Linked DNA regions of Mus musculus: region 2 is linked to region 1. Evidence: chromatin loops called from intact Hi-C (ENCODE). Cell type or tissue: gastrocnemius. All regions are shown on one strand. Links, peaks and the distances in the headings refer to the core of each region. The heading gives the core; the rest is flanking DNA.

Region 1 (2,917 bases), core at 156-2,655:
CTACAGGCTAAGCCTGAGGGTGTCAGACTGGGCTCTGCTAGGCAAACACTTTCCCAGAAGCCAGTGTGGGAGGCAGCCTGGAAGCAAATGTCCTAGAAGTAGGCACAGGACGTGCCAGAGGTGACACAGCCCTTGGGGGACATGCCCCGGAAGGTAGGGCAGTGGGTGACCCACTGTCCTGGTTTTCCCAAGCAATAGTTCCCACCATGGGGACTTTCAATGACAAAACCAATCAGGAAAGTCCCTGGCAAGCCACATGGCTGGCCACCTTAACGAAGCCACCTGCCTTTCCTCAGCTGCCTCCCATCTCCATTTCTTCTTTTTCAAAGATTGTGTGTGTGTGTGTGTGTGTGTGTGTGTGTGTGTGTGTGTGTGTGTGTAGGTATCTTCAGAGTCCAGAAGGAGGCATCAGATCTTCTGCATCAGGAGTTACAGGTGGTTGTGAACCACTGAAGGTCAATGTTGAGAACTGAACTCGGGTCATCTACAAAAGCAGCAAGTAGTTTTACAGCTGGGCCATCCCTCCAGCCTCCTGATTTCTTTAGAAATACATAAAATCTGTGTTGTCACCAATATGGGCCTTGTCACCATCTACCCAGGTGGCTCACAATGTCTCAGAGAGCATGAAAATGCAGAGCTCGTATAATGTCTGTAGTCCTTGCCTCCGTGATAGCCACCCCCCTACACACACACACACACACACACACACACACACACACACACACACACACACAGTGCAGCAAGTCACCTGTGCACAATGTCAAAAATAAGTACAGTGTTTCTTCTCTGATCATTCTCAAATTTGAATGTGTCACAACTCTGAGGTATTCCTGGCACAGTTCTCCTGGGTTGTATCTCATAACAGGAAGTAGGGAATGGCCTACAGATACAGCTTGGGGCACATCAAGCTATGGGCAACACGGAAGCAGCCACCACACTCATCCAGGAAGGTTCTAGAATGTATTGGTGGCCAACAAAGCCCTAAGTTATCATTTCACGGGCAGGAAACAGAAGGCATGCACCTCAAGAAGTCTGAGGAGTAGGTTGCTGGGTCTCTTGGGTTTCTCTCTGACATCAGGATAGCCATCAGGTGACATCTTTCTCCTGCCCCTGCCATCCTGTATTGGTTTAACTAGTTGTGAGATTTTGTAAAATGAAAAGAAGCTATCCTAGCAGGGCTGCTGCTGTGGTGTCCATGGTGGGGGTTGGGTAGCATTGGCTGGAGCTGGGTCAGTCCCAGTCTGTTCCTAGCAAAGAAGATGCAAAGGAGCCATATTTGGGTCTGACTAGACAGGAATCTTTTGTCCCCAAACTGAGAATTTAGCCCTGTCATAAGTTTGTTTTCTTAGGAAGGTTCTGGGGTCTTAGGAGCTGGAGGAGGTCAGCCACTGGGAACTGATGCAAAACACATGGACTCAGCTCACTACCAGAGACTGTCATGTGGCTCCTAAGACTCAGAGCTTCAGGATGGATGTATCCTGTCATCTTCAGGCACAGCTGGATCTAGGTGCTCAAACACAGCCACTGACTTCTCTCTGCAACCATTCCTTGACCGTCTTCGTCCACACTACCTCTGTCTCCACAGCTTCCTTCATTGTTTGTGTCTCTGCTTCTCTTGGTGTCCTCAGTTGCAGACAGGCACCCTTCGGGATAAGAAAGGTGACAGTTGTCACCCTTGTCTCTTGAGCCAAGTGACAGCTCCCCCTGCTGGCTGGGTAGGAAAAGTCACAGGGAGACTCTTGGTCAGCTTGTGTCACATGCCTACCCCACTGTGACTGTGGTCAGAGAAGAGTCCTCACACTGCCAGTCCCTCCAAACCACACTATGAGAACTGAAAAAGGCACACGGTTCTTCAAAGAAGATGTTGTCATGGAGGAAGGTCAGAGCCAGCGCCACCAAAGATCACAGATGCCACGGTGGCCATGGGAAGCAAAGACCTTCAAGTCCTAGATCAATTCCAGAGACTCCAAGTTTCAGTAACTGTGATCCTCGGTGTGTCCAGAAGGGAGAGCACACTCAGATACTGCAGCTTTGGAGAGACGTAGACGAGAGCAAGCAGGTTCCTAGGTAGAGCAGAAAGGGATCATGACTCTGAACCCAACCTCAGGTTGCCTTTCACTACTTCACCCTCATGTCACGTGTGAGGTGTCACTGTGCATATCTGTCTCAGTTACTGACATCTGCCACTGCCACCACCACCACCGATACTGTCATCACCACTACCACCATCAGCAGCATCACCACCAAAACCATCACCATCATCCATACCACTATTAATCACTGCCATTACTACTACCAACAGCACCAGCATCATCACCATCCCCTCATCACTGTCACCATCCAAAGGGCGCTATCACCATACCCGGGACCGCCAACACCTCCTCTGTCAGATCCACCACTACGTTAACTGTCACCACCCATCATCACTGTCATACCGACACAACTCACACACTCCTACTTCTCTCACCATTAAAAATAAGCCTCATATCCACATCAATCAACAGTGCTATTACCATAGCAACAGCAGTCTTTCTGACTGGAAGTTTATTACGGAAGTTCGATGTGCGGGTATGGATGCCACTAAAGAAAGGAGCACCGGGCCACTGCAACCCAAAGCTTCACCTTCCGGTGAAGGTGCAGAGATCTTAGAAGTGAAGAGACTAACCAAGACAATCTGGGGGACTAAAGGACTGGGGTTCCAGACCTGGGCTCAGATCCAGAGCCTGCTGGCTCCTTATCCAGGCTGAGTCACCTGCTTCCCAAGCCTGTCTCCTCCATCCCTAGGAATGACTGTTCTTCCAGCTGCTCAAACACTGGGGAATCGCTGCCCTTCTCTCCTGGTCCCACCACAGCCAAGCCACAAGTCAGCCCCGAGTTCTCTACCTCCCAGTGAGACCGATCTGTGTCTTAAATGGCC
Region 2 (2,917 bases), core at 146-2,645, 69 kb before region 1:
CTTGGTCATGATGTTTGTGCAGGAATAGAAACCCTGATTAAGACAAGTTCTATAAAGGTGGTTGGGAAATGTTTGGACAGTTGGCAAAGACCTGAACAGAAGTACTTGGTCCCTGGGAGCCCCCTCTTTGGGTCGTCCAGTTGAGGCCTGACTGGTGGCCTGTTTTCCATTTGTTTTAGTCAAGAGTTCTCTGGAGGAGTAATTATCATGAAAATATATCACAAGGGGGCTTTATTAGATTGGCTCACACCACATGGGCAAGAGTGTTCAACAGTGACCTCTATATGCTGAGGAGGCTGAGGATCTGACAGAACCCATGCCACAAGGTCAACGTCACAGTCTGAGAACCCGGAGGGTTCACAGAAGCTGCTGGTCCTTAGTCCTCACTGGAAGGCTGAAGAGTTAAGGTCCTGACAGCAGTGAAGGATGGTGGAAGAAAGCAGCTATGGCAGCGGTGGTGGCAGCAGCAGCAGCGGCAACAGTGTTGATGCACTTACAAGCAAGGGGAAAAGGCAGGCAGATGATAGGCCTATTTTCCCCCAGGAGTTCTTTAGATCTGGTCTGTTTCCAGAAGGTGGTACCCACTCTGGTAGGAGCAGCTTCTCAGTTTGCCTTCCTGGAAATGCCCACAAGACCTGTCTCTTAGTTGATCCCAGACCAATCATCACATTATCTATTTGCTGTCTCTCCACAGATGGAGTCTTACCAGAACATGGCCTTGTCACATCTACACTCTCAGAAGCCACTTTACTTGAGACAGACTGAAAACCTATTTATTATATGGCTCTTAATGGGGAACATTTGCAACTGTACTTTAAGCCATTGTGGTGTGGGGGTGGTGTGGAGGGTGGGGGTGGGGGGTGTTACTGCAGTGTGACCTGTGTGTACTGACTGAAACATTCCAAAAACCATGTCCTAACTCTATGACATATATTTTCATGTCTGAAGATGTGGAATACTTTATCATCTTGAGCCTGCTGACTGACTCTGAAACTCCATTGGAGCCATTATTGGCAGCCGAGGAGGACAGGCAGGTCCTGGGAGATAAGGGACAGTCTACAAGTCACTTGGGGTACATCTATGCTTCTGAGCCACAAGAAAATGTGTCACTAAATTTCTAAGGGTTCTCTCTGTATTGCTGAAGCCAATGTGCCTGCCTTGGTCTGGGAACCCATGGGCTTTTCTACCCCTAACATCTTCTGTTTGAGAAGAAGATGAACAGAGGGAGGCTGCCTCAGCCCAGGACTGAAGAGAGAAGTGGTATCCTGGCTTCCCCACCAAGCCCTCTCTGTTTTCTGCTTCCCTTATTTATGCTCGGCAGCTCTGACTCCTAGGTTCACACCATCTGCAATGAGAGCAGCCTGGGGGCATGTGGTTACCGTCCTGCCCACCAGGGGCATTGGTTTTCTCACCTGTCTCTGTGAGCATCCAGCTTTGCATACGTGCTGCAGAGCAGCATGGGAATGCCCTTCTCTGCCCACCACCGCACAAAGGAGGAACCAGGAGCCCTATCTGGGGAGGGGCTTTGCCACCTGAAGCTCAGCTCAGCTGTGCAGCCAGCCTCCTCCAACCACAGACTTCATTGGGCTTTTGTGGTTGTTGTTGGGTAGCCAAGGTTAGCCTTAAACTCCTGATTCTCCTGCCTCCATCTCTCTAGCTGTGGGATTGCAGGTATGTGCCAGCATCCTGAGTTTATGTGGTGTTGGAAATCAAACCCAAACACTCTAAGACTCAGCTACATCCCAACTGTTGTTACTTTTTTGAGTTAAGCTCTTAGGCTTGCTCAACATACTTGGAAGCAGTGGAGCCTCCTTCACAACCCAAGAGGCCCTGGCGAAATACTTGCTATGAGGAAATCTTTCCATTGAGAAAATTCTGTGTGTCCCCGTGCTCAGTGGCTCCACTGAGCAGTGTGGTGGCCATGCTTGAGAAGGACATGGGGCTTTGGAGACCATAGTTCCCGCTGCCTTTGTCGCACCTGCTGCCTGGCAAGGAACAGGAGCCTCTCTGCTCCTGGGTCACTACCAACTTTGCCACCACCCAGGAATGGAATGAGTTCTGGGTCCCTGATGGGTCCTGCTGGACTGTTTCATCAGGGGGACATTCACCTTGTCCGAGGACCGGTTGTCACCTGGCTTATCCCTCGCTCTCTTACAGCAAGGGCGTGCAGTCAGGCTCTGCAAGACAACAAACTGCACATGGCCCTACAAGGAGGAGAGGCCTCTGTCTTTCCTCTTCCAACAGTGGTCTGTGGCATTCTGGACCCCATTGGCAGTGATATTGTCTGAGTTCCAGATCCAGAGTCTTGGGGGCTGGAGGACAGTACATAGACCTCAGAAGCAGCCTTGGGACCTGGAGACATAGCTCAGTTGATAGCACGCTTACTGAGCATGTATGAAGTCCTAGGTTCCAACTCAGCAATACATAAATCAGGCAATGGTGGTGCACACTTGCAATCTGTAATCCCAACATTGAGGAGGTAGAGGCAGAAGGATCAGAAATTAAAGATTATCCTCAGCTACATTGTGAATTTGAGGTAAGCCTCGGCTGATTGTGACCTTGTTTTGTTTTATTTACTAATTAGCTAACTCATTTAAAAAGCATCAGGTCAAGCCATGCCCGCAGCAGCCCACTCCCTCCCAAACATTTTTCCTGAGGTCTCTGTAAACCTGAGCACCAGTAATCCAAGATGGAATCGGTTGGGGCCCCAGCTTTATGCTCCTACTGGCAGCTAGGGCGGGCCCCAGACTCAGAGGGAACTCAATGGCTACTAGGGAACTGAAAACACATGACTCCAATCTGGAGAAAAATGACTTCATGGTCACAACCCCTGAAGTAGCCGGCTCTGCGGCCCGGCCCTGCCCGGGCAAACTTTCAAAAGGTCCTGCATGTTCTGCAGCCTCTGACTGGGGTCTTT

What was found. A loop is a pair of places that touch in the nucleus more often than their neighbours do. Peaks named below come from ENCODE experiments on the same cell type or tissue, not always from the same donor. Only the 100,000 strongest peaks of a DNase experiment are listed, where the experiment ranks them.
Region 2: a loop joins it to region 1, with 2.0 times the contacts of the local background. A loop is called at or near these places in 6 of 42 quality-filtered maps.

What each region holds. Positions count from the first base shown.
Region 1 is chr7:145,096,816-145,099,732 of GRCm38, forward strand. No RefSeq gene overlaps it. Among named protein-coding and RNA genes, the nearest start is that of Gm46023, 29 kb to the left of the region's middle. In gastrocnemius, for the core only: a CTCF peak has its summit at 1,709 (motif pointing left); no DNase peak of the experiment used is centred there.
Region 2 is chr7:145,027,965-145,030,881 of GRCm38, forward strand. No RefSeq gene overlaps it. Among named protein-coding and RNA genes, the nearest start is that of Gm46023, 40 kb to the right of the region's middle. In gastrocnemius, for the core only: no CTCF peak of the experiment used is centred there; a DNase peak (open chromatin) is centred at 1,420; H3K4me3 peaks cover 37 bases; H3K27ac peaks cover 165 bases.